2 separate regions of the Homo sapiens genome follow, and region 2 is linked to region 1. A link is an interaction called in ENCODE POLR2A ChIA-PET data of the cell type or tissue named here. Cell type or tissue: PC-9. All regions are shown on one strand. Each heading gives the region's core, and the rest is flanking DNA. Links, peaks and the distances in the headings are about the cores only.

Region 1 (16,820 bases), core at 7,050-12,049:
GACTATGTGCTCTGTACATATGAGAAGAATGTATATTCTATTGTTTTTGTTGGGGAGAGTTCCGCAGATGTCTAGTAGGTCCATTTGGTCAAGAATCAATTTAAGGCCTTGGATATTTTTGTTTATTTTCTGTCTTGATGATCCATCTAATAGTGTCAGTGAGGTGTTGAAGTCTCTTACTATTATTGTGTAGTTATCTAAGTCTCTTTGCAGGACTCTAAGAAATTGCCTTATGAATCTAGGTCCTCCTGTGTTTGATGCAGACATATTTATGATACTTAGAACTTTTTGTTGAATTAAACCCTTTAACATTACGTAATACCATTCTTTGTCTTTTTAACTGCCTGTTTTGTCTGAAATTAGAATAGCAACACCTGCTTTTTTCTATTTTTCTTTTGCTTTGTAGATTTTTCTCCATCGCTTTACTTTGAGCCTATGGATGCCATTGCCTATTAGGTGGGTCTCTTGAAGACAGCATTCCACTGGGTATTGCTTCTTTATCCAACCTGCCAACTGCACATTTTAATTGGGGCATTTTGTGCATTTACATTCAAGGTTTATAGTGATATGTGTGGATTTGGCCCTATTATCATCTTGTTTGCCGGTTATTACGTAGACTTGTTAGTGTGGTTGCTTTTGTAGTGTCAATGATCTATGTATTCAAGTGTGTCTTTTATGGTGGCTGGAAATGGTGTTTCTTTTCTATATTTAGCACTCCTTTCAATTAGACAGGTCTGGCAGTATATTAGGGTTCTCTAGAGGGACAGAATAATATATATATATATGTGTGTGTGTGTGTGTGTGTGTGTGTGTGTGTATATGTGGGAGTTTATTAAGTATTAACTTATAGGATCACAAGTTCACACAATAGGCTGTCTGCAAGTTTAAGGAAAAGGAAGACCAGTCTGAGTCTCAAAACTGAAGAAGTTGGAGTCCAGTGTTCAAGGGCAGGAAGTATCCAGCACAGGAGAAAGATGTAGGCAGGAAGGGTAGGCCAGTATCCTCTTTCATGTTTTTCTGCCTGCTTTATCTTCGATGGCAGCTGATTAGATTGTGCCCACTAGATTAAGGGTGGGTCTGCCTTCCCCAGCCCAGTGACTCAAATGTTAATCAGCTTTGCCAACACATTCACAGACACACCCAGGATTAACACTTTGTATCCTTCAATCTAACCAAGTTGACACTAGTATTAACCATCACAAGTGGTAATGTATCCCCTTTGCATTTGCTTTTCTGAATAGGACCTTATTTCTCCTTCCTTATGAAACTTAACTTGGCTGGATATTAAATTATTGATTGCAATTTATTTTCTATAAGAATTCTGATTATAAGCATCCTATCTCTTCTGGCTTGTGGGGTTTCTGCTGAAAGTTCTACTGTTAGCCCAGTTGGGTTCCCTTTGTAGGTGACCTGCCCCTTCTCCCTAGCTGCCTTTAACATTTTTTCTTTCATTTTAACCTTGGAAAATCTGAGGACTATATGTCCATGGGATGGTCATCTTGTGTAGTATTTCATAGGGGTTCTTTGCACTTCCTGTATTTGAATGTTGGCCTCTTTAGGAAGGTTAGGGAAATTTCCATGGACAATGTCCTGAAATATGTTTTCCAAGTTGTTTGCTTTCTCTCCCATTCCTTCAGAGTTGCCAGTGGGATATAAATTTGGTCTCTTTACATAATCCCATATTTCTTGGAGGTTTTGTTCATTCTTCATCTTTTTTCTTTATTTTTGTCTGACTGAATTATTATGTAGAACTGCTCTTCGAGGTCTGACAGTCCATCCTCAGCTTGGTTGATCATGCTGTTAATACTCGTGATTGTTCTCTGAAATTCTTGAAGTCAGTTTTTCAGCTCTATCAGATCACTTTGGTTCCTTCCTAAGATGGCCATTTCATCTCTCATCTCCTAAATCATTTTATTGTATTCCTTAGAATGCTTGGACTCCCCTGAATCTTGATGATCTTCATTTCTGTCCATATTCTTAATTCTGTCTGTCATTTCAGTCATTTCAGCCTGGTTGAGAACCACTACTGGAGAACTAGTGTGGTCATTTGGCCATTCTGGTTTTTGAGTGGCCAGAGTTCTTGTACTTGTTCTTTATCATCTGTGTAGACTGCTGTTCCTTCATTTTTTGAAGTTGCTGTCCTTCGTATAGGTGTTTTTGCTGTTACATTTTTTTTTTTAAACTTTCAGGGTTTGATTGTGGTAAACACTGGGTTCAATAAACTAGCTTCATTTCTGGAAGATTTTCAAGGGAAAAGACTCAGCTTAGGACTCCTGGCCTGGGTACTCTAACCCTGGGGCCTGGTGTCAGGCCCCCAGCTTTGTTCTCTGGCCCCTGGAGGCTGTGCTGGAAGGGGTGAGGTGTTTCCAGATCCTGGCCAGAGCACTCTGATGACTGATGCTGGTGAAAGTGCTTTGTTAGATCGGCAGCAATGGGATCTATGCTCATTCACATGTGCTAGCAGCAGCAGCAAGGTGGCAGGGTGCTTGCACATTGACTGGGTGCAGGGTACCCATAGGAGTGGGGCTGCAGTGTTCCTGCATGCACTCATGCTGGCAGCAGAGGTGGGGCAGAGTGTTACTGGGTGTGGGCTGCCAACCTCCATGCACACATTTGTAGCAGTGATGGTGGTTGTGCTAGGGGTGGAGTGGTGGTGTTGTCAGTGTCCACATGTGCATTCACATGGGCAGCAGTGGTGGCACAGGTGGGGCAGGGTTTCAGACCTCAGCGTGTGCATTCACATTGGTGGCAGAGGCTTTGTGGGTAGGCAGGCTCATCCTATATTTTAAAGCTGGTAATTAAAGACATTATGACACTTGGTAATTTTTGTTTCTTTAAGCTGTAGTTTTTAGCAAGAATAAAGATATCAACAGATGCTAATTACTGAAATTTAACTTTTGCTGTTCCTACTGGAACTTACCAAATGTTCTGTTGCATTATTAGATCTGTTTTTCTGGACAAAATATACCTTGAAAACACACATAATAAGAGAAAAAGATTATGGTGAAGTAATCTCCAAAGTTTTCTAAGAGATAAGGAAATAAAAAGTAAAGGGACAAAGAGAAATATGAATGAGGACTGCCTCTGGCTACATACGGAAAATGCTACAATTAGATGTTCAATCAGAGGGCAAGTCTGAGGGGAGTTAGAAATCCTACTATGGGTGCAACTCTAAAATTCTGAAAAAGTAAAGGGATGGTGGAAGGAATTATTTTTGAGAAATATGGCTTCTACTCTGAAACCTTTGATTCTGGGCTTAATTATTTAAGATAGTTCTTGCTAGTTATCCTTGCAGTTTTACTGGTGTAATTGTAAATTGAGTGTTACAATTCCTCTTGAAGTCTCCTAATAATCTATCAGAGGTTTCTTGTTCCTTTTGTCTTTTTGGTCAAATTCATAAAATGAATATAGTATCTTGACAACCTGTTTTAAACATTGCTTGTTTATCCAACTTGCCAACTGCACATTTTAATTGGGGTATTTTTGGACCCAATTAAATAAAGCCTTTACAAAAGGCTTTTATTTCTAGTGCAGTGAAGGCTTTACAATTATTGCATTTACTTTTAACAACAACAACAATACATGGTTTGCACACATTTCATTCCCCTTCATAAACTCTCTCTCTTCTTCTTTCTCTTCGTACTTGTCCTTCCTCCTCCTCCTCTCTCCCTCTCAATGGTGATTTAAAGATAGTCTGTTGCTATTTGAGGACTTTCACAGATCCAGTAACATGGCCACTAGAAATTTTAGTTTATGTCTTGATCCTGATCAAATGCCTGGCTCTTCCATCCATACCCTTAAGTTTATCCAGTGTCAATTTGATAGGGACAGAAGGAAGCCAAGTGCCTAGGTAGGTAGGGGCAGGTACCCTTTGAAAACCCACCTCCAAGCCAAAGACAGTTTAAAGCCTGAAAGCTAAACTACAAGCACCGGATTGAGAACTTGTCCTCCTATTTGGCTTGCTTTCCTCTGATCCCCACTCTTCACCTATTTTACATACACCTAACCTTTTCTAATTGGCTTTCTACACTGCCCTACCCACCTTTAAATGGTGCTTTCACTTTAAGCTTTTTTGCATACTCACAAAACAATCATCATGCACACTCCATCCTGTGCCTGTAAAGGCCCCAGACTCAGTTGGTAGAGAGGAATATGGCCTGACTTTGGAGAAGAGACAACCTGACTTCAGGGAAGATTACCTGCCCTTCTTTTCCCCTCTCTAACTCCCCTCTCTGCTGAGACCTGTTTTCATCTATCAATAACATTCTCCACCTTCACCATCCTTCAATTGTCCTTGTGACCTCATTCTTCTTGGCCACTGGACAAGAGCTTGGGACCCACCAAGTGAGGGTACCCAGAAAAGGCTGTCACACTGGTGCTTTGCCCTCATTGGTGGAGAGCAGCCACACCATGCAATGAGGCAAGGAGCCAACTGAGCTGCTAACACACTGCTGTCTATCATACTGCAGACAGCAGAACTAAAAGACCACTGTAACACCCCCTCTGAGGCTTTGGGGTTGCAGGCACCCTCACTTGGGTGCCACTGTGTTCCCCTCAGGGCAACACACCTGGTCTGGCCATGGGCCCCCATGTGGAGCTTGCTCCTGTGTCAGTGCCTGGAGTGGCCATCTTGATCTCGCACTAGCTCACTCATGTGTTCCCTCCCACAAGGGGCTGAGCACAGAGTGTTGAGTAGATGGGGTGCCCCTGCCATGAGTCCAGTGAAGGGGCTGAGAAAACTCCTGCATCAATTTCATAGTGATTTTTTTTTTCAGCATTTGTGTTTGTTTTTTTTTTTTTTTTGGCCTCTTTCTTTAGCAGGGCCAATCACACTGCTGTCACTGGCTTCAAACTAGAAAGCTGAATCTACCACTTCCCCTCCTTGGCAATTCCTTCTACCCTTTACTCTGTAGGAGCTTCTGTTGCCTGTGTGTTGACCCAGGGCTCACCAATTCAGACCAGTAACTTCATTTCTGCCTAAATGAAAATACAAAATACTATTTTGTATATACCAAATAAAAGTATCCATAACTAGGAAATGAAATGAAAATACAAAACAGCTTTGAAAAAAGTCAAGAACAAAAGAATCTTTGTAGTTTGTCTTGAATGCAATACAAGCAATTCTCACAATTGGCCCATATGATCTAACCAAAACAATTCATTAAACTTGAATATGTTGATGACATATGAGAATGTTGTGTATAGCTGATATGGTTTGACTGTATCCCCACCCAAATCTCAACTTGAATTGTACCTCCCAGAATTCCCACGTGTTGTTGGAGGGACCCAGAGAGAGGTAATTGAATCATCGGGGCCAGTCTTTCCCGTGCTATCCATGTAGTAGTGAATAAGTGTCACGAGATCTGATGGGTTTATCAGGGTTTCTACTTTTGCTTCCTTCTCATTTTTCTTTTGCTGCCACCATGTAAAAAGTGACTTTCACCTCCTGTCATGATTCTGAGCCTTCCCCAGCCATGTGGAACTGTAAATCCAATTAAGCCTCTTTTTCTTTCCAGTCTTGGGTATGTCTTTATCAGCATCATGAAAATGGACTAATACAATAGCCTTTAAGGAACTGTGACTGAATTATATCTGAGTACCCTGGCACTTAGGAGCAAAGTATCCCATCTTTGCCCATGACTGGGCATGCAGATGTCAACAATAATTGAATGCAAGTGCAGCTCTACAAATAAGAAAAATTACGAGATAGTGGTTTGTGAGAAAGGATAGAAAAATAAAGAAGCTGCATTTTCAGTGCTGAATGTATTGTGATTGAATTACTAGATAGTTTCATCTGTCATTGTGGCTGAGCATAAAAAAGTCATACACACAATGCAAAAAAGAAAAGTACATTAATATATCCTACATTAGACTAATCATTTTTGGTATATGGGTTTATTAAATCAGTTGCTATCCATATTTGTGGAAGAATAATACAAGTTAATTGTTCCTACTTTTGGTATATTTCAGTTTCCCAAATGGCTCTTCAGATAATTAATATAGTGGAACTTGTACATGGGATAGGAAACCAAGTTCCTAAGCAAGTATGACTGGCTTGAGTATCACCCTAAACCAAGGTAATGCAAGAGCAGATAAGAATAAAAATAGTGGTAATTATAATAATACTGTAAATAGAATATCCAATGTGCCAGAGATGATTCTGGCACAATGGCAGGCTTTGCCTAGGTGAAGAAAATTATACTTCATGAGAATGCCAGAGTTTTCAATCTATTTTGAGCCTTAGGATCAATAGATGTTTGCCCACTGATGCACTTTTGGCCTTAATTCACCAAGACAAACTTGGCTTTTAAGATATGCTATCTAGATTTCCATATCATTCAATTTATAACAATTTTTCTCAATGCATTCATTCAAGTTTACACCAATTTTTGAATACAAACTAATGTGCCAGTTAACATACTAGGTGCTGTGTATACATTGAACAGAAATGATACCTGTTGTCACAAAACACAAGTATGCATTAAGGAACATGATATTTCATATTGATATTACTATTTTGTAAAATTAATCTGAATTAATAAACTTAATTTTAGACCCACAAAATGCAGGGCTGAGACATGTTCTAGCTTTCTGTATCTACTTCATATGTTACTATTTTAGATGGACTATCTGAATAGATGGAAAAAGCAGAAAATATATTTGAAGCAGCCTTAAAAATAGGACAAAATTGAAATAATTATCAGTTCACATTCATAGCAGATTGACACATATTACTGTATCAGATATGTACTGGACAGTGTATCTGTTAGATATTTATAATTGTATTTAAAAACATAAAGTAAGGTATGGAAGTATTAAAAAGCTGAACATAAGTTAGCCATGGTAGGGGCTTGAAGTTTTTGTAGAGCTCAAGAAGTATTCGTTTTATTTCTATTTTTTTAAGTTTTCAATGAAAATGTATAAATGGATTACCTATATTCTTCAAACATCCTTTAGTATTCCAAGATGTTATGTTTTATTTTATAAGTGACCTAACATCAGGCACTGGATGAAGAATAACATACACCTTCTAGCATTCTCATCAATGTAGTTTTCAGCATAAAAACATTAACATTTTTGTGTTTTTGTATGGTCTCCAATGGGACTAAATTGAAAATGAATTAAAACAAGAAAAAATAAAACCAAGTTAACTCAGTAACCAATGGGACTGATACAGTAAAAACCATTAGTGACAGAGTATTAATAGATTGGCTAAAATCTATTTAAAAATTGCTCATTCCAAATATGCAGTGTTCCATGTAATAGAATATAATACTAAGCTAGAAATTTGGATTTGCTTATGTAAATCTGGCTTATTCCACATAAATAAGATATGTGGCTTAAGCCAGTGACTGAATTGTGAATTTTTGTTGAATTTCTCTGGATTTATTTAAGATGAAATGAATATTGAATGAAAGTACCAGAAAATGTATTACTTTACTTATAAGATGATATGGTTTGGCTGTGTCCCCATCCAAAACTCATCTTGAATTGTAATTCCCATATTCCTCACGTGTTGTGGGAGGGGCCTGGTAATCAAATCATGAGGGCAGTTACCCTCATGCTGTTCTCGTGATAGCGAGTGAGTTCTCATGAGATCTGATGGTTTTATAAGGGACTTTTCCCCTTTTGCTTGGCACTTCTCCTTCCTGCCACCATGTGAAAAAGGACATGTTTGCTTCTCCTTCTGCCATGATTGTAAGTATACTGTTTATCTCCAAGCTGATCAATTTGTATATTTTAAATATGTAAAGCTTTTTGTATGTCAGTAATATCTCAGTAAGTAATTAAAAATAAAAATTTGGTCACTCCTATGTTTAAAAAAGAAAATAAATTTTCTATCATTGCCATTTTGCTAATAATTTTTAAAAATCCTGGGTGTTAAAATATGTGAGATCCTTTTGTTGCGTCTATCGTGTGAGCTTATCTTTTGTTAATGTAATAAATTGTTTATTTGCTTTTTGATTATTAAAGCAATTTTGTATTCCTGAAATGAAACTTAGCCGTGATCTATAGTACTTTCTATACATTACTGAGCAATTGGATATGCTGTTTTTTCTATTTTCTGCATATCTGTTTATGATTTTTATTGCCCTATATCTAATATCTTTTTAATGCTGTTGTCAGATTTTGGTATAGAGCTTATGCTGGCACAAAAAAGAGTGAGAGGTATGCCCTTTTACTATCCCCTGAAAGACTGTTTTGTAAGATTGATGTTAGTTGTTACTTATAATAGAAAAAGATATTGCTAAATCTATCCTTTTTGAAGATTTTCACTTGCAGATTCAATTTCTTTAATAGACATAAAGCTCTACACATTTTCTATTTATTCTTGAATCAGAATTGGTAAGCTTGGGCTTTTATAGAATTTTTTACTTCTATCAAAATTTTCAAATGTTTTTACATAAAGCTGCCATAGAAATTATTCATATTTGTAGTATTGGTATAGAAGTAAACTTTTTTTATTTCTGATGTTTGCAATTTATAATTTTCATTTTTAAATTTTGATATTGATTTATCAAATTTATTAGTGTGTTAATGAACTAGTGTTTGGCTTCATTGATATTTCTATATTCTATACTTGTTTTCTAATTCATCTATTTCTATCATATTTCTTTTAATTCTATGTGAGTTTAATTTGTCACGTTATCTTCTAGCCCCTTGAAATGAATGCTTAAAGACATGATATTCAGTCTTTCTTTTATAAAATATACAGGCAAGGTATATATTAAGTATATATATATATATTTGTCCCTAAGTCATGTCTTACTTAATTCTTACAAGTTTTTATGTGCCACAATTTTATTTCCATTCCATTTAAAATAATTTCTAATTTCCACTGTGATATCATTAAAAAAACATGGGTTATTTAGATGTGTTTTCTTTTAAAGTTAGAATTTTTTGATTGATTTTTTCACTTCATACCACTGAGGCTAGAGAAAATGCTCTTTATGATTCAATCATTTGAAATGTATTAAGGTCTTCTCTATTTTTCAATATGTGGTCGATGTCTATGATTATCATTTGTAATTTTAAAAGCAGGGATAATGTGCAGTCATTGAGTGCAGAAGTCTATATATGCCTATTATGTAAAGTTTGTAAAATAAGTTTTCAATCTTCTGTATCCTTAGTTCCCCTATATTCTCACCAGTAACTAAAAGGTATGTTAAATATTTTCATATTATTATTGATTTATTTATTTCTTATACACATTTTATCAACTTTGTAATTTATACACTTTAAAGCTAAATTTTGATACTTAGATACCTTTAGGATTGTTATATCTTCCTGCAGAATCCATGCTTTATTTCATAAAGAAATGCCCTTTTTATGTCTTGTTATGCGTATGATTTAAAATCTTTGTTGTTAGAAGTAAATTAGTTTTCCTGATGATTTCATATATTTCTCAATCTTTTTACTTTCAACTGTTCTGTCTCTATATCTGTAATTTTTAAATAGTTGTTAATGATGCTATTTTTATTGTTTTAAACCAGAATCTGATAGTTTTTTTCTAAACAGGAGAATATGCTCAATATCTATTTCATGTGTTTAGTGATGAATTTCAGTTTATATCTACAATTCTATAATTCCTTTGTTTTTATAGTTCTTCTCCTTATTTGACTTCATTTGCTTACATCAATATAATTTTATTGTTATATTTTGTTCTATTTATCTGATAGCAGTGTATTCCTTAATATTCCTTGGCATATTAGAGTCTAATTTAAACCATGCAATATTAGAATTTGGATATTATAATGCTATGACCACACTTATTCCCTTTTTATATTTTGAGCTATTGTTGTCATATGTTCTAATTCCTCATATATTTTAAACCTCAGCATTTCATTAATTTATTATTTTAAACAGACAACATTCATTTTTTGAGGTTTTTTTTTTTTTTCTGCAATACTGGATCAATGTCAGAGATAATGTTCCGTCTGTGTAAAGACCTCCTTTTAGAAAGAGGTCTTTCTATTGATAGTAAATTTTGATAATTCCATATTAATGATTATTTATTTTTGATATTCTGAAGATTTAATGTAATAGTTTTTTATACTTTCATTATATCTGAGTTTTATTTATCTTTTGATAAACATATATGTTATTTATAACATATGTCTTTGAGAAAGAATATTTAAGAGTCAATTTGTTTTTAAAGAGAGTCATTAGTGAAATGTTAAACTGAAGAACAAGCCTTAATAGGTTAAGAATAAATTTGAGGTGAGACAGAGTATAGCTTACTGTATCTGATTAGCGCCATAATTTGTTAAAATTAGGGTGGAAGAAATACCTCAAAGAGAGAAAAACAGAAAATATTTACGTGAATATGCTACGCAATATATCAAACCTCATATTGAACTTAATGCTCTCTATATTTTGATCACTCTTTCCAGAGTTCTCTATTCTTAAAATTCTTTCCTTCTGGCCTACCACTGATTATATGCAAAATATTCTAGTCCTAGTCGAAACTACTGGCTCAACTACACTGAGGAAAATAATATTTCCTTCTAGCATAGTGTCCAGAATGAATCTAAGTAGAAGAAGGGAAGACGAGAAGGACACAAGAAGGAAGACAAGGAAAAATGTCGACCTCAAAGAACTAGAGGAACAACACTGGAGTTATACGAAACACCCAGAATTAGAATCAGAGCAATTTGATTGGATTTACTACAGCTGATTCTAGATACAAGAACTTTACCGAGCCATTTACAATTTTTGTGCTTCAATTTCATCATTTTAAAACAGAAAGAAAGCATTTACCTTATACGCTTGTTGCTTAGATTATAAAGGAATTATCTATATAAAAAGTACAATAAAGAAGAATATAAATGTAAGAATGTAGAGGGTCACAAACATTGTTTGAAATATCCATGCTTTTCATTTTGGAGTGAAAAGAGGAAAAATACTAACTGTAAAATTAAATTCATTACTATATCAAAGTCAAGCCTGCCTATCAAGTCATTTGACAGTTAAAAATGTTTTGTTTATCCCATAAACTTTATGAAAAAACTAGTTCATTGCCAAAGGGATGTTACTTACAGCAAAATCTCTAGAAGCTCTGAAATAGAATTTGAGTTTTATTTGCATTTTATTTTTACATTCTTACTACTCTACTAACTACATTCTGCCTAAGTAAATATGCTCAAAGCTTTAAAAGTAGGCTGAATGAATCACTGGTGGAAAAATAATGACCAGGAGCCAACAACAAGCTGAAAAAACAAGAATCCATAATCTCCATATGAGAGGAAACTGTGTGGTAAGATGGATTTAATGGGTCTGGGCTAAAATGGTAAAAGTATAATGGATGTAGCTAAAACAAACAAGGTCCAACTCTAAACCAGCACAAGAAAAACAGAGCAAGGGCATTTGATTTCATTTAAAAGAAATTAAATTTTAAATCAAAGTAAAAAATGTAAGTCATTACAATATTGAGGTAGTTAGTGGAGTTGACTGTATAAGAAATTGGCTACTACTTTCAAAGGGCTTCATCATTTTAAAGCTATACAAATATTTGTCTTGGATAAGGTTAAAATTATGAAGACATCAAAATTCAAAGAAAGTTCAATGCCTTTTGGGGGTCAGAAAGTCTGAAAATAAAAAATTCATGTATTTTCTTTTGTTCATAAGAAATGAAAAGTGGTCTTTCATTTTTTCCCATCTAATATATCAATATAGCAACTTTTGTCAAACAAAGGAGATAAACATCTGGGTTACTATGGGTAAGTTTTTCTCTTTCTTTTCTTAAGGGCAACCATGCTTTCCATTTGTCTGTAATACTAGAAATATTTCACTGTATTTTTCTACTCTATGCCTCAACTCTATATTTGACTTCATTAGATTTTATAAATTGTCTCTAAATTTTATTTTGTGTTTATACTCTAAACAAATTTATACTTTAGGGTTTTTGCCTATGGAGTCGAAATAGTTTATCATTTTCTGACTGTAATTCCTGTAACATATTTAAAAATTAAAAACTAACTTTTTTCATGTTGAATTATATTGGAACAATGTTTTCTTCCTTATTTTTATATTTTTTCTTTTAAGTTTGTTCCCAATATCAACAAAAAATATATTTTTAATGTGCCTTTATTTTATCTCCACTCACATAACTCCTGGGAAAATTTTTTTTCTTGAGGATGAGGAACTATTTTAAAAATCATATTTTCTGTTCTTTACGATGCAAAACACTCTATGCCAATCCCTTTATTTGCCTTGTGGCCAGTCTCAGTATTTAAGATGGTTATTAGTAAGCTATCCAAAGACATGTAAAAACTGAAGCTCAGAGAGGCTAGGTAATATGCTTAGCTATTAGCTTGGTGCAAAAGTAATTGCAGTTTTTGCCATTACTTTCAACTCTAAAAACCACAATTACTTTTGCACCAACCTGATACTTAGCACAACCAGCTAGTTACTGAGCAATGGAATCAAAATTGGAACTCATTTATTAAGCCAAGGTTTCTCTTTGTTCTAGTATATGAGGTTGCCTGTGGAAGAGTCAAAAAATTAAAGATCTGACTGTAGCACTTTTGCAGTTTTTCTGTTTCATCATTTACAGTTTTGCTATTGGGGTTTGTTTTCTATGTATTCCTTATTATTTAAATTTTCAGTAACATGACAAGTTACTGAAAGAGTGAATAGTGTTTTATAAGTTAAAGGCCTACACAGGCAGATAGTTTGAAGTCAGGAGTTCAAGACCTGAATGGGAAACATAGTGAAATCCCTTCTCTACACAAACGAAACAAAACAAAACAAAACAAAAAGCTGAGTGTGGTACGCCTGTAGTCCCAGCTACTTGAATGGCTGAAGTGGGAGGATCTCTTGAGCCCCAGAGGTTGAGGCTGCAGTGAGCCATGATCGCACCACTGCACTCCACCCTGGGAAACAGAGCAAGACTGTCTCAAAATAATAATGATAATAATAGTAGTAATAAGAAGAAGAAGCTGAAGGGGTTTATATGATACAATTTCTGTTATGTATTATGTTGTATATGTGTTATGTAAAAAAGAGAAAAAGGAATCACAAGATTTTCACCATGAAACCAGAATGTGTTAGCGATTTTTCTCATGGAGGTGTGATTACAGGTAATCTTTAGTTTCTCCTTCATGCTAATCTGTGTTTTTTAAATTTTCTACAATGCCTACAGATTATTTTGATACATATTATTTTTTAAGAACAACTGTTACTACAAATACCAAAGTGTGGTTAAATTATCCCTCTTTTGTCTCAAAATATGGGAACTGAGAATAATAGTTTAAAGTATAAAGGAGATCTATCTTTATGTTATTTATTATACTTTAAGTTCTGGGATACATGTGCAGAACATGCAGGTTTGTTACATAGGTATACATGTGCCATGGTGGTTTGCTGCACCCATCAACCTATCATCTACATTAGGTATTTGTCCTAATACTATCCCTCCCCTAGCCCCCAACCCACAAACAGGCCCTAGTGTGTGATGTTCCCCTCCCTGTGTCCATGTGTTCTCATTGCTCAACTCCCACTTATGAGTGAGAACATGTGGTGTTTGGTTTTCTGTTTCAGTGTTAGTTTGCTGAGAACGATGGTTTCCAGCTTCATCCATGTCCCTGCAAAGGACATGAACTCATCCTTTTTATGACTGCATAGTATTCCGTGGTGCATATGTACTACATTTTCTTTATCCATTCTATCACTGATGGGCATTTGGATTGGTTCCAAGTGTTTGCTATTGTGAACAGTGCTGCAATAAACATATGTGTGCCTGTGTCTTTATAGTAGAAAGATTTATAATCCTTTGGGTATATACCAAGTAATGGGATTGCTGGGTCAATGGTAATTTTGGTTCTAGATCCTTGAGGAATTGCCACACTGTCTTCCACAATGGATGAACTAATTTACCCTCGCACCAACAGTGTGAAAGCATTCCTATTTCTCCACATCCTCTCCAGCACCAGATCTATCTTTAAATCCCATTTTGCTCCTAGCATTTAACTCCTACAGTTATGAAGTTTAGAGAGGCAATAAATATAAAGCACTTGAGACAGTGCTTGGCATGCAAGCAGTGATTAATTAAGCAAGAGCAATTTTGTAAAGTAGCATTTTATCAATTTTATGAGATTCTGGGGTGCATTCTATGTTAGGAGGGATATCAGGGCACCCTAGAATGGGGTTTTGTTTGTGATAGGATGACAAGGAGAACTTATGTGGCATAGAGCTGTAGCTATGCTAATTTTTTATTTTGCTGCAGAGTTGTAACATGTCTAAACAATGCCCTGCCAACTCAGAAGCCACAAATAAGGGCACACAATTTTACAATTTGCTGAATCTTCTTTCTATTTATTTGGAAGTTATGGGATATGACAGAGGAGGCCCTTTTAGGGAAGCTTCATTCAGCCTGTCCAGTGAGAGAGTTACTCACTTCATCCTCAAGGTGAAACTACAGAAATTGCTTTGCCTTTGCACTGCCCTAGGAACTGCTGACCACTCTACACTATTTCTAAAATGCTGATCAGATCACAGTTTCTCAATCAACTCTTTCTTATTAAATTCCTTCCAAAGCTGTCTCTGTGCTGCTTATGCTTCCGTTAAAACTTAGATATTTAAGTTAATTTTCATTTGTTTTATATGTCTATTTCTCCTATTACAAACAATAAACTATGCAGAAAGTGATTGTGCAACTTTAGTCAATAAATTGTAAAAACTTAAAAAAAATCAGTATTTATGGATTGCTTGGAGAATACATTGTAGTTAACTCTAAATGAGCAGATTATCATTTTATTTATTCCAAGGAACTGAAATAATCAGAGGTTTAGCAGGGGGTACTAAAAATGTTTAAATAATTGAAACTTTTCTCAATAATTCAAAAGAATAGGAAAACATTTTTCTTAGGGGACAACTTGAAATATTTCTTAGGCGATTTCTGTATAAATAATATGACACTTGCAACAACTTTTTAGCTTTTCAAAACAAAAGAGAGTTATACTTCTTCCTAAATTAATAAAATATAATAGCAACATCATCTGTCTGTAGTACACAATTAAACTATACTCAAAGGCATAAATAATAAAATTCTGTTCAAGCAAATGCATTGCATTTGTTTTTAAATGGACCATTAAAGTGTGGCTTTGAAACAAGCAGCAAATAAATCCATTGTCAGATTTTTCTAAGTACTATTCTTTACTAAATTTAAGTATTCCTTCAATCATATATTCATTATGATCACTGTATATAGCCAAATGCAATCTCCACACACATGAAAAAAAATTCTGGCAAAAGCTATGAGGCTAAGTTGGTGAATTAAAAGTCTCAGCAATTCTAATTTTTTTGCTTTTAGAAATAATTGGTGAAAGTGTTCAGATAATAGAAAGAGAGAGAGAAAAAAGATAAAGGCCTCCAATATTTTGTTAGGTGGGACAAAAAAGAAATAGGAATTGCTCTTTGTTGCAGAAGTTGGAGACAAGTGGTTCATCCAACTTTTGTAGTGATTTTCTAAACAATTAGATCATTTGTTCTGCAAAGTGTTCTCTGTTACCACCGATCTAAGCCTTCTCATTTGTTACTACAGTTGGAGAATTCAGGTAAGGGGTATATTTAGGATTGTTCTTTCCTAACATATATAGAGTAACTGAAAGATTCCTAGGAAACTCTCTTATAGTTCTTGTTAAAGACACATTTAGATCCCAGGCTTGCTGATGATGTGGTGGGCATGGGAGAAATGGCTGCTTTGCATAAGTGTGTATGGGGGAAGAAGGATAGAATTTAAAATTATACCCCTATGCCAAACAATTTTACTTTGTTTAGATCATCCTCTATTTTGCTACAGAATTTAATGTCTTAATTTAATTAAACTTTATACTAAGTATTTTTTCTAAATTTTACACTACATATATCCATCCCAGAGTCTCATATAGCATGTTTCATGCTTGATGTACACTAATACTAAACAAAGTAAATATTGTAAAAATTTTAAACTGTCTCACTTTTTATTGTTACAGGTAGGTTTAAAAATAACAGATCTTTCAGTATTAGGAAACATAATTTTAGCAATCTGATATGGTTTGGCTGTGTCCCTACCCAAATCTCATCTTGATTTATAGTTCCCATAATCACCACGTGTCATGAGAGAGACACAGTGGGAGGTAATTTAATCATGAGGGCGATTATCATGCTGTTCTCATGATAGTGAGTGAGTTCTCATGAGATCTGATGATTTTATAAGGGGTTTTTCCCTCTTTTACTCAGCACTTCTCCTTGCTGCCATCATGTGAAGAAGGACGTGCTTGCCTCACTTTCTGCCATGTTTATGTTTCCTGAGACCTCCCCAGCTATGCAAAACTGAGTCAATTAAAACTCTTTCCTTTATAAAAAACTCTTTCCTTTATAAATTACCCAGTCTTGAGTATGTCTTTATTAGCAGAATGAGAATGGACAAATACAGGAAACTGATATGGGTAGAGTGGGGTGCTGCTGTAAGGATACCTGAGCATGTAAAAGCTAATTTGGAACTGGGTAACAGGCAGAGGTTGGAACAGTTTAGAGGATTCAGATGATGACAAGAAAATGTGGGAAAGTTTGGAACTTCCTAGAGACTTGGAGGGCTCAGAAGACAGGAATATATGGGAAATTTTGGAACTTTCTAGAGACTTGTTGAATGGCTTTGACCCAAAATGATGACACTGATATGGACAATGAAGTCCAGGCTGAGGTGGTCTCAGATGGAGATGAGGAACTTGTTGGAAACTGGAGCAAAGGTGATTCTTAACTGTGCTTTAGCAAAGAGACTCGTGGCATTTTGCCCCTGCCTTAGAGATCTGTGGAACTTGAAATTGAGAAATGATTTA
Region 2 (9,064 bases), core at 1-5,000, 50 kb before region 1:
AATTTTCTGAACTTTCATGCTCTGTTTCCCTTTTAAAACTGAATGCCTTTAACGGCACCCAAGTCACCACTTGAATGCTTTGCTGCTAAGAAATTTCTTCTGCCAGATACCCTAAATCATCTCCCTTAAGTTCAAAGTTCCACAAATCTCTAGGGCAGGGTAAAAATGCCAACAGTCTCTTTGCTACAGTCTCTTTGCTAAAACAGAGCAAAAATCACCTTTGCTCCAGTGGCCAACAAGGTTCTCATCTTCATCTGAGACCACCTCAGCCTGGACCTTATTATTCATATCACTATCAGCATTTTTGTCAAAGCCATTCAACAAATCTCTAGGAGGTTCCAAACTTTCCCACATTTTCGTGTCTTCCTCTGATCCCTCCATACTGTTCCAACCTCTGCCTGTTACTCAGTTTCAAAGTCGCTTCCAAATTTTTGTGTATCTTTTCAGCAATGTACCACTCTACTGGTACCGATTTACTCTATTAATTCATTTTCATGCTGCTGATAAAGACATACCTGAGACTGGGAAGAAAAAGAAGTTTAATTGGACTTACATTTCCACATGGCTGGGGAGGCCTCAGAATCATGTCAGGCGGTGAAAGACACTTCTTACATGGCAGCAGCAAGAGAAGAATAAAGAAGATGCATAAGCAGAAACCCTTGATAAAACCATTAGATCTTGTGAGACTTATTTACTACCATGAGAACAGTATGGGGAAAACCAACCCCATGATTCGAATTACCTCCCATCAGGTCCCTCCCACAACACATGGGAATACAATTCAAGATGAGATTTGGGTGGGGACATAGAGCCAAACCATATCAATGCAGGAATGGAATAATGAAATCATTTACATTATAAAAAAAGAGATTTAAACTTCATAAAATGATTTAAAAAAAAGACAAATTTTCCAAAACCCCTACTTTGGTATGTTTTTCTTTTCCTCTTACTCCAACAGATGAACAAATGAAGTAGACGAATTACAAGGTAGACGATTTTCTGTCTGAACCCATCATTCGGTATTTCTCAGTGTGGATCACCTTGTCTCTTTTCTCCCAATTTTATTCACCTACATTGTTAAAAGAAAAGTAATTATATTAACTAATACATTGTTTGTTAAAATATCTGACTGAAAACATTTCAATATCAATTATGATCTTCAGTAGTTTTTCATTTTATATGTTCACGTCAACATTTTTTATAATATTTTTTGAGTCTATATAATTGCATTCTTAATCTTATTAATCATAACTGTTCTGCAGGATCTGGATTTTCTCTTGTGGTGCAATTTATTAATTTGTAATCAATGTACTTTATTTTTGTTAACTGAGATAGGTTGAAAATAAGAATTAATTTGTACAAGTTAGGTAAGGCACTTTTTTTTTTTTCTTTTTTTGAGACAGAGTCTCACTCTGTCACCCAGGCTGGAGTGCAGTGGTGCTATCTTGGCTCACTGCAACCTCCGCCTCCCGGATACAAGCAATTCTCCTGCCTCAGCCTCCCGAGTAGCTGGGACTACAGGCACGTGCCACCACACCCGGCTAATTTTTTGTATTTTTAGTAGAGATGGGGTTTCACCGTGTTAGCCAGCATGGTCTCCATCTCCTGACCTCGTGATCCACCCACCTCAGCCTCCCAAAGTGCTGGGATTACAGGTGTAAGACATCACACCCATCCGGTAAGGCACCATATTTGCTGAAGTAAAAAATTGTAACTCACTATGGTATATTTAATTATCAAATTTTTCCTTCATCATTTTTTTATATGTAAGGTATTCTTGGTTACCTGGTAGATGCATTTAAATTAAAATGAATTAAGAATACTAATTTCAAAGAATGTTTTGTCTTTCTAAGAAGTCATTTCTTACATGAATTTTATGATTAAAAAATAAATCTCAAACAGACAAGTAGTTCCATCTTCCTGTTTGACATAGACCTTATTATTTAAAAATATGTATTAAAATAAAACATGAAACTGCTGAGAGATTACCTAAATCATTCAAAAATGCAGTTTTATTAAATTGTATTTACACAGTATTCTAATGTATTCATTTTTTTAGAAAAAAATCCAAGTGACAAGATTATTTTTATGCAACATTTCCTCAGAGGAGTCATTGCAAACTATACAGTCAGTCTGTAAGCAGACAGGGAGGGTCTCCAGAGATTATAGGCAATTAGTCAACCAGAGCAATCAGCCTGTTTTAGAGCCTATGCCCTGCAGGCTGTTTTTCCCCAAACACTGTGTGGAATATGATCACTTTATTGGTTGGAATCATCTTCTGACAGATCCTGGCAACTTATAGATGAAGCCAAGTGAACTTTCCTCATTACCATGCTAATGTCTCCACCCCCAGAAATGCTACAGCTTCAATACCGTGACATGCGACCTATGAGTTGGCATAATGACTCACTGTGTTTGCACTACTGGAACCCCTCCTTTACATGTAATGATTCACTCTCTCTTCTTTCTTCCCTCTCATAAAACTGCCTTGTCACTTTCCCTCAGAAAGACACTGCTTTGGAGAATAGTTCCTGTGCCTTCCTTACTTGTACCAAGTAATAAAACTTCTCTTGATCAAAACCTGCCTTCTCAGGAAGAGTTCTTTGTTACCAGGCAAATAAACCCCGTTTTTTGGGGGTTAACAAATCAAGCATCTCAAACTTTGGCACTCATGTAAACTATATCTGCTTATCTTATTGTAGCACTGATGGAGCTATTTTAGCATAATTCAGAAATTAAATACTGAAATTCTGCTATTAGAATATTTTAATAAGTCAATTTTAAATATTAAACTGTATGTAGGTATTTATTTAAAAACAGGGTGAGCATGTCCTAATATATACATTTACATTAATTGTTTCTTATCCTAGGTAATTTAAATTGCAATTTTCTCAGTTCCACATCTCAACTTAAAAACTATTTTAATTTTAAAATTATGTTAATTTATCTCTTTTAGTTTTTACTGTTATAAAAATAACATTAAGTAGCTTATCAAGATAATCTCTCTTTTGTTGCCTTATTTCTCTTGTATTTAATATGATAATTACTTTAAAACCTCATTATGTGTTTTGTTTCCTCAGGAAATCATAAGAGCATTGTTTATTTACATTATACTTTTTAATACATGAAGAGACAAAACACAAGCACATATATGCAAATCAATGAATGCAATCCAGCATATAAACAGAACCAAAGACAAAAACCACATGATTATCTCAATAGATGCAGAAAATGCCTTTGACAAAATTCAACAACCCTTCACGCTAAAAACTCTCAATAAATTAGGTATTGATGGGACGTATCTCAAAATAATAAGAGCTATCTATGACAAACCCACAGCCAATATCATACTGAATGGACAAAAACTGGAAGCATTCCCTTTGAAAACTGGCACAAGACAGGGATGCCCTCTCTCACCACTCCTATTCAACATAGTGTTGGAAGTTCTGGCCAGGGCAATGAGGCAGGAGAAGGAAATAAAGGGTATTCAATTAGGAAAAGAGGAAGTCAAATTGTCGCTGTTTGCAGATGACATGACTGTATATCTAGAAATCCCCATTGTCTCAGCCCAAAATCTCCTTAAGCTGATAAGCAACTTCAGCAAAGTCTCAGGATACAAAATCAATGTACAAAAATCACAAGCATTCTTATACACCAATAGCAGACAGAGAGCCAAATCATGAGTGAACTCCCATTCACAATTGCTTCAAAGAGAATAAAATACTTAGGAATCCAACTTACAAGGGACATGAAGGACGTCTTCAAGGAGAACTACAAACCACTGCTCAATGAAATAAAAGAGGACACAAACAAATGGAACAACATTCCATGCTCATGAGTAGGAAGAATCAATATCATGAAAATGGCCATACTGCCCAAGGTAATTTATAGATTCAATGCCATCCCCATCAAGCTACCAATCACTTTCTTCACAGAATTGGAAAAAACTTCTTTAAAGTTCATATGGAACCAAAAAAGAGCCCGCATCGCCAAGTCAATCCTAAGCCAAAAGAACAAAGCTGGAGGCATCACGCTACCTGACTTCAAACTATACTACAAGGCTACAGTAACCAAAACAGCATGGTACTGGTACCAAAACAGAGATATAGATCAATGGAACAGAACAGAGCCCTCAGAAATAACGCCGCATATCTGCAACTATCTGATCTTTGACAAACCTGAGAAAAACAAGCAATGGGGAAAGGATTCCTTATTTAATAAATGGTGCTGGGAAAACTGGCTAGCCATATGTAGAAAGCTGAAACTGGATCCCTTCCTTACACCTTGTACAAAAATTAATTCAAGATTGATTAAAGACTTAAACGTTAGACCTAAAACCATAAAAACCCTAGGAGAAATGCTTTTTAAAATGTTCTTTCAGCTACCTGCCCAGCAGTAGGATTGCTAGATCATACGGTAGCTCTATTTTTAGTTTTTTGAGGATAATCTATACTGTTCTCTATAGTGACTGTACTGTTTTAAATCTGCACTAGTAGTGTATAAGGGAAATCAGTATGTTGAAGAGTTAGCTGCATTCCCAAGTTTATTGCAGCACTATTCACGATAGCCATGATATAGAATCAACCAAAGTCTCCATCAACAGATAAAGAAAGAAAATATGGCATATATACACAATGAAATATTATTACAATGGAATCCCGCCATTTGCAACACCATGGGTAAAACTAGGGAACATGTTAAGTGAAATAAGTGAGGCACAGAAAGACAAATATCACATGTTCTCACTTATGTGGGAACCAAAAATGAATTTTTGGAGATAGAGAATAGAATGATGGTTACCAGAGGGTGAAAAGGATAGAGGGGAGGGCAGGATAAACAGTGTATGGTTAATGGATACAAAAATATAGAGTTTGGTAGAAGAAATAAGATCTGGTGTGTGGTAGCACAATAGAGCCACTATAGTTAACAATAATTTATTGTATATTTCAAAACAACTCGAAGAGTTGATTTGGAATCATCCTAACAAAAAAAATGATAAATGCTTGAGGTAATGGATATCCCAATAATTCTGATTTAATCATTACATGTTATATGCTTATATAAAAATATCATATGTGCCCCATAAGTATGTGCAACTGGCATTTAGCAATAATAGTTAAAAATTTAACAAAATATCTTTTCAAAGTAACAAATATAAAAATCAGAATAAATATTCAAAAATTACATGAATAAAAATGTAAAATTGTATTAGAAAATCAAAGAAAAACTGAATAAATAGAATGTTACCTTTTCTTCCCAGACAGGAAGATGATTCTCAAAAATACAAATACTTCCTTTACTTAATCTATCAATTTTACATAATTGCAATGAGCTTATTGTTAAAAATTAAATGAATTATAAATTCTATCTGAAAAATAAAAATGAACATAACATGAACTTTTTGAAAGAAGAATAGATAGGAAAACATATGCTATCAGATATTAAATCCATTAACAAGTTACAACAAGAAGAACAAGGTGGTGATATCTGAAGAATAGATGCTCATTAGAGCAGGAAAGAATGTCCAGAGTAGATGCTCATTTGTGGGACATGATAAAGTTGGCAGCTCACATCAGTGAGAAAGCATCATTCAATAAAAATGTGTTTATCTGTCACATTACACATTAAATTTCAGGTAAATTATAATCATAAAATATAAATAATATACATAGCATATTGGAAATGTTTACCTAATTATTGTTGGGAAATTAATCATAAAAACAAGAGTAGTTTATGATTTCACTTAAATTTTAGAAATTGACAAGAGAAGGTTGTTCCCAGCCTAACAAAATAAGAAAGACCCACCACAGGGCTGAGTACCAAGGCAATCAGTTGAATTCCAAAGAAGGTAAGCTTCTCAAATATAATTTTATAAAAAGGACACAAGAAAGGTTTTCCTTTTGGAACACACAGAAGAATGAAGTGGCAATTATAAAGTGTGGTAAGATTTCACTATAGGGAATAAGCATAAAATAAAAATTAACAATCACTATTAATGTATACAAATTGCCATAAGAAAACAGTGAAATGCCCCCAAAATGAGAGAATTATCAGAAGATATGACATTTTTAAAGGTCAGGATTTAGTTGCAGAGAACAGAGTCTACTCTGACTAGTTTAAATAGAAAGAGCTTTGATTACTGTTAACCTAGGTTTCATTTTAAATCTTTAGGAGAGATAAAGAAACATACTAAGTTGGACTTTATGGAATGGCCTCCAAAACCAAACAACAGATCTTGTCCATTGAGGAACTTCATCCCCTTCTATGATAAGGAATCTGACTGAGTAATTAGGAAGTTTCAGCAATAGCTGCTGGAACTCTAACTCAGTTGCCACTTCTGAGTTAGGATGCAGACATGAATTGGCTATTACAGCAGCCTGCATTAGAAGTATTGCATACATGCTGTAATACACACCAGCAAATCCAATGTATCATACATGAGACAGCCGTGAAGCCAGACTATGAACCACAACTGCTGCTATTATTTCCATAAGAAAAAAAAATAATACATCCAGATCTTATTTGTCAGTGAAAACAGCAGCAGAAGTAAAATCTGTGTCTTCTGCTGGCTTACAAATTTAGAGCATATCTGAATGATATACAATATATCCCAAATTCCTTCTAGCTTCTAGGTATAACCCCAGGCTGCAAAATAATCTAAAAACTACAGTTTTTAGCTTTCCAGTCTTTGTACAGGAGGCATTTCCTGTAAAAGTGGGCTGACATGTCCATTTTATCATGGACACCGCAGTGTTTGCACTGGGCCTTAAAGACCAATATATTTCAGGAGGGTGACACTGGGAGGGGATCATAGACAGAAGAAACCATGTTTACAAAAGTAAAAAAAAGAAAAGGCATAAAAATTATACGTAGCTTCTTTTGCAGAAGCATAAACAGATTGGGTCAATGATAGCTGGGGCGTCGCACCAATTTGGAATGCTACTTTATAGTAGTTTGGTTTTGTTTTAGGAGAAATAAGAAGCCTATAAAAGTATTTAAAATTAAAAAATAAAAATGTGCCAAATCCTGCTATAAAAACTCAATTAGGATGATATGAAATATCAAAATAATTTTAGTAAATTTTAATATTCTTCCTAACTTGTCGGTTTACTCAATATAGTATGTGTATATATAATCAATGAGAATCATTGAAAAGAATCATAAGCCAGTTTGAAAACTTCCTTAGAAAAATGAATTTGGAATTATTGAGTTATACACGTTCTCATGGTTTACAGCAAAATGCTTAGATTTTATAAACTGTGCAATTTGAATCTTCATGTTGATAATATAATATGCAGCATTTTTCACAATTATCTACCCAGAGAGTTATATTTCCTTATAGCATTCTGGGGGCTAGTGTTTCATGAAACAGACTTTTGGATATACTGACCTAAGTCATTGATTTTCTCAATTATTTCCAGACTCCTTGAAAAAATGTATTAAAAATTTGGGTTAGGTCACCATTTAATTTATCTTTGGATATTTTATTTCATTTTTAATGTACTTTTCTTACACATTTACAAAACTAGGCCATTCTTAATTTAAGGTGGCAGCTGGAAGGGAAAGATAGCATGGACAATTACATTTGTAGATTATTTTTCAAACATCTTTTATCCATTCATGTAACACCTCCCCACAACAAAGATGTTTATCTTTTGCTAAGAAATAGTAAAAATTTATAAAATTGGCAAAATTTCCTTTCCCGTCTTACTGTTACCTAATAGGATAAAAAAAAAAGAGTTTAAGAGAAAGTTGTAAATGGCTGCAAGCTACAAAAATTAAATAAATGAAACAAATTTTTGAAAACAAATAGGTGAGACTTGATCCTAATGATTTCAAATTATTAGGAATACTAACTTATTTTTAAAAGATGTAGAATTGGTATTTTAGCAGATATCAGAAGAAAATTTGCAGTAGACAATCAGGGAGATTTTACTCAAGGCTATTGCAGTAGAGTGGAGGCCAGAAGTCAGTCTGAGCTCACCTTCAATTCAAAGAAAAGACTGGAGGTTTTAAACAGCTGCATAGAGAAGATCATGGGCTGTTCCTTTTGATAACTGGCTTTGCCTCCTACCCCCTTCCAAACAAAGTAAGCTTTCTCATATTTTTATGACACGAGGTTGTTTCACAACTTGGAGCAAGGCATTCTGCATAAGTTATCCCTTCCCAGATGCTGGAAGGTGTTCATGCTATCTCCCTATGATTACATTTTGAAGAGATGACTTTCAGATCCTTGAGGAACAGCCCTGGCTTGTAAAACTTGTAAGAACCCTTTACAAAGATTTATATCTCTTCGGAGGCCAAGGCGGACGGATCACCTGAGGTCAGGAGTTCAAGACCAGCCTGGCCAACATGGCGAAACTCCGTCTCTACTAAAGATACAAAGATTAGCCAGGAGTGGTGGCAGGCACCTATAGTCCCAGCTACTCAGGAGGCTGAGGCAGGAGAATTGCTTGAACCCGGGAGGTGGAGGTTGCGGTGAGCCAAGATCCTCCCATTGCACTCCAGCCTGACCAACAAGAGCGAAACTCCATCTCAAAAAAAAAAAAAAAAAAAGAAAAGAAATTAGCCATTTGCTCCTGCATGTTCCTGTCAGGTGGATCACTTCAGGTCAGGAGTTCCAGACCAGCCATGGCCAACATGCAGAAACCCCATCTCTACTGGAAATAAAAGAATTGGCAGAGTGTGGTGCCCATGCCTGTGGTCCCAGCTGCTAGGGAGGCTGAAGCGGGAGAATCGCTTGTGCCTGGAAGGTGGAGGTTGCGGTGAGCAGAGATTATGCCACTGCACTCTAGCCTGGGCAACAGAGCAAGACTCTGTCTCAAAAAAAAAAAAAAAAAAAAAACAAACCTACAAGTTCTCACATTTATGACTGTATTCACAATATGTCTGAAATGTTTCTCTAGCCACTCATTAAATTTGCTGTATCTCTAAAAAAAAAAAATTACATATCAAAGGAGCAGAAAAGGGATTTACAATTATGAGTGTTTGTTTTTTGGTACTGTTTTTGTTTTTTTTAGTAAATGCTCTATAAAGAGGGAAGTCAAGGACCTAAAGTCGGGAA

The links. Peaks named below come from ENCODE experiments on the same cell type or tissue, not always from the same donor. Only the 100,000 strongest peaks of a DNase experiment are listed, where the experiment ranks them.
Region 2: POLR2A ChIA-PET joins it to region 1 with 20 read pairs; 2 of 35 experiments call an interaction of 5 or more read pairs at or near these places.

Annotation. Positions count from the first base shown.
Region 1 is chr5:121,314,910-121,331,729 of GRCh38, forward strand. It overlaps LOC102467226 (a long non-coding RNA gene), which reads left to right and starts at 7,641. Exons shown (of 3, transcript NR_104999.1): 1 at 7,641-7,698; 2 at 9,132-9,161; 3 at 10,513-10,928. In PC-9, for the core only: no CTCF peak of the experiment used is centred there; no DNase peak of the experiment used is centred there.
Region 2 is chr5:121,271,845-121,280,908 of GRCh38, forward strand. No RefSeq gene overlaps it. Among named protein-coding and RNA genes, the nearest start is that of FTMT, 580 kb to the right of the region's middle. RefSeq lists an enhancer at 1,791-2,990. In PC-9, for the core only: no CTCF peak of the experiment used is centred there; a DNase peak (open chromatin) is centred at 2,387; H3K27ac peaks cover 1,808 bases.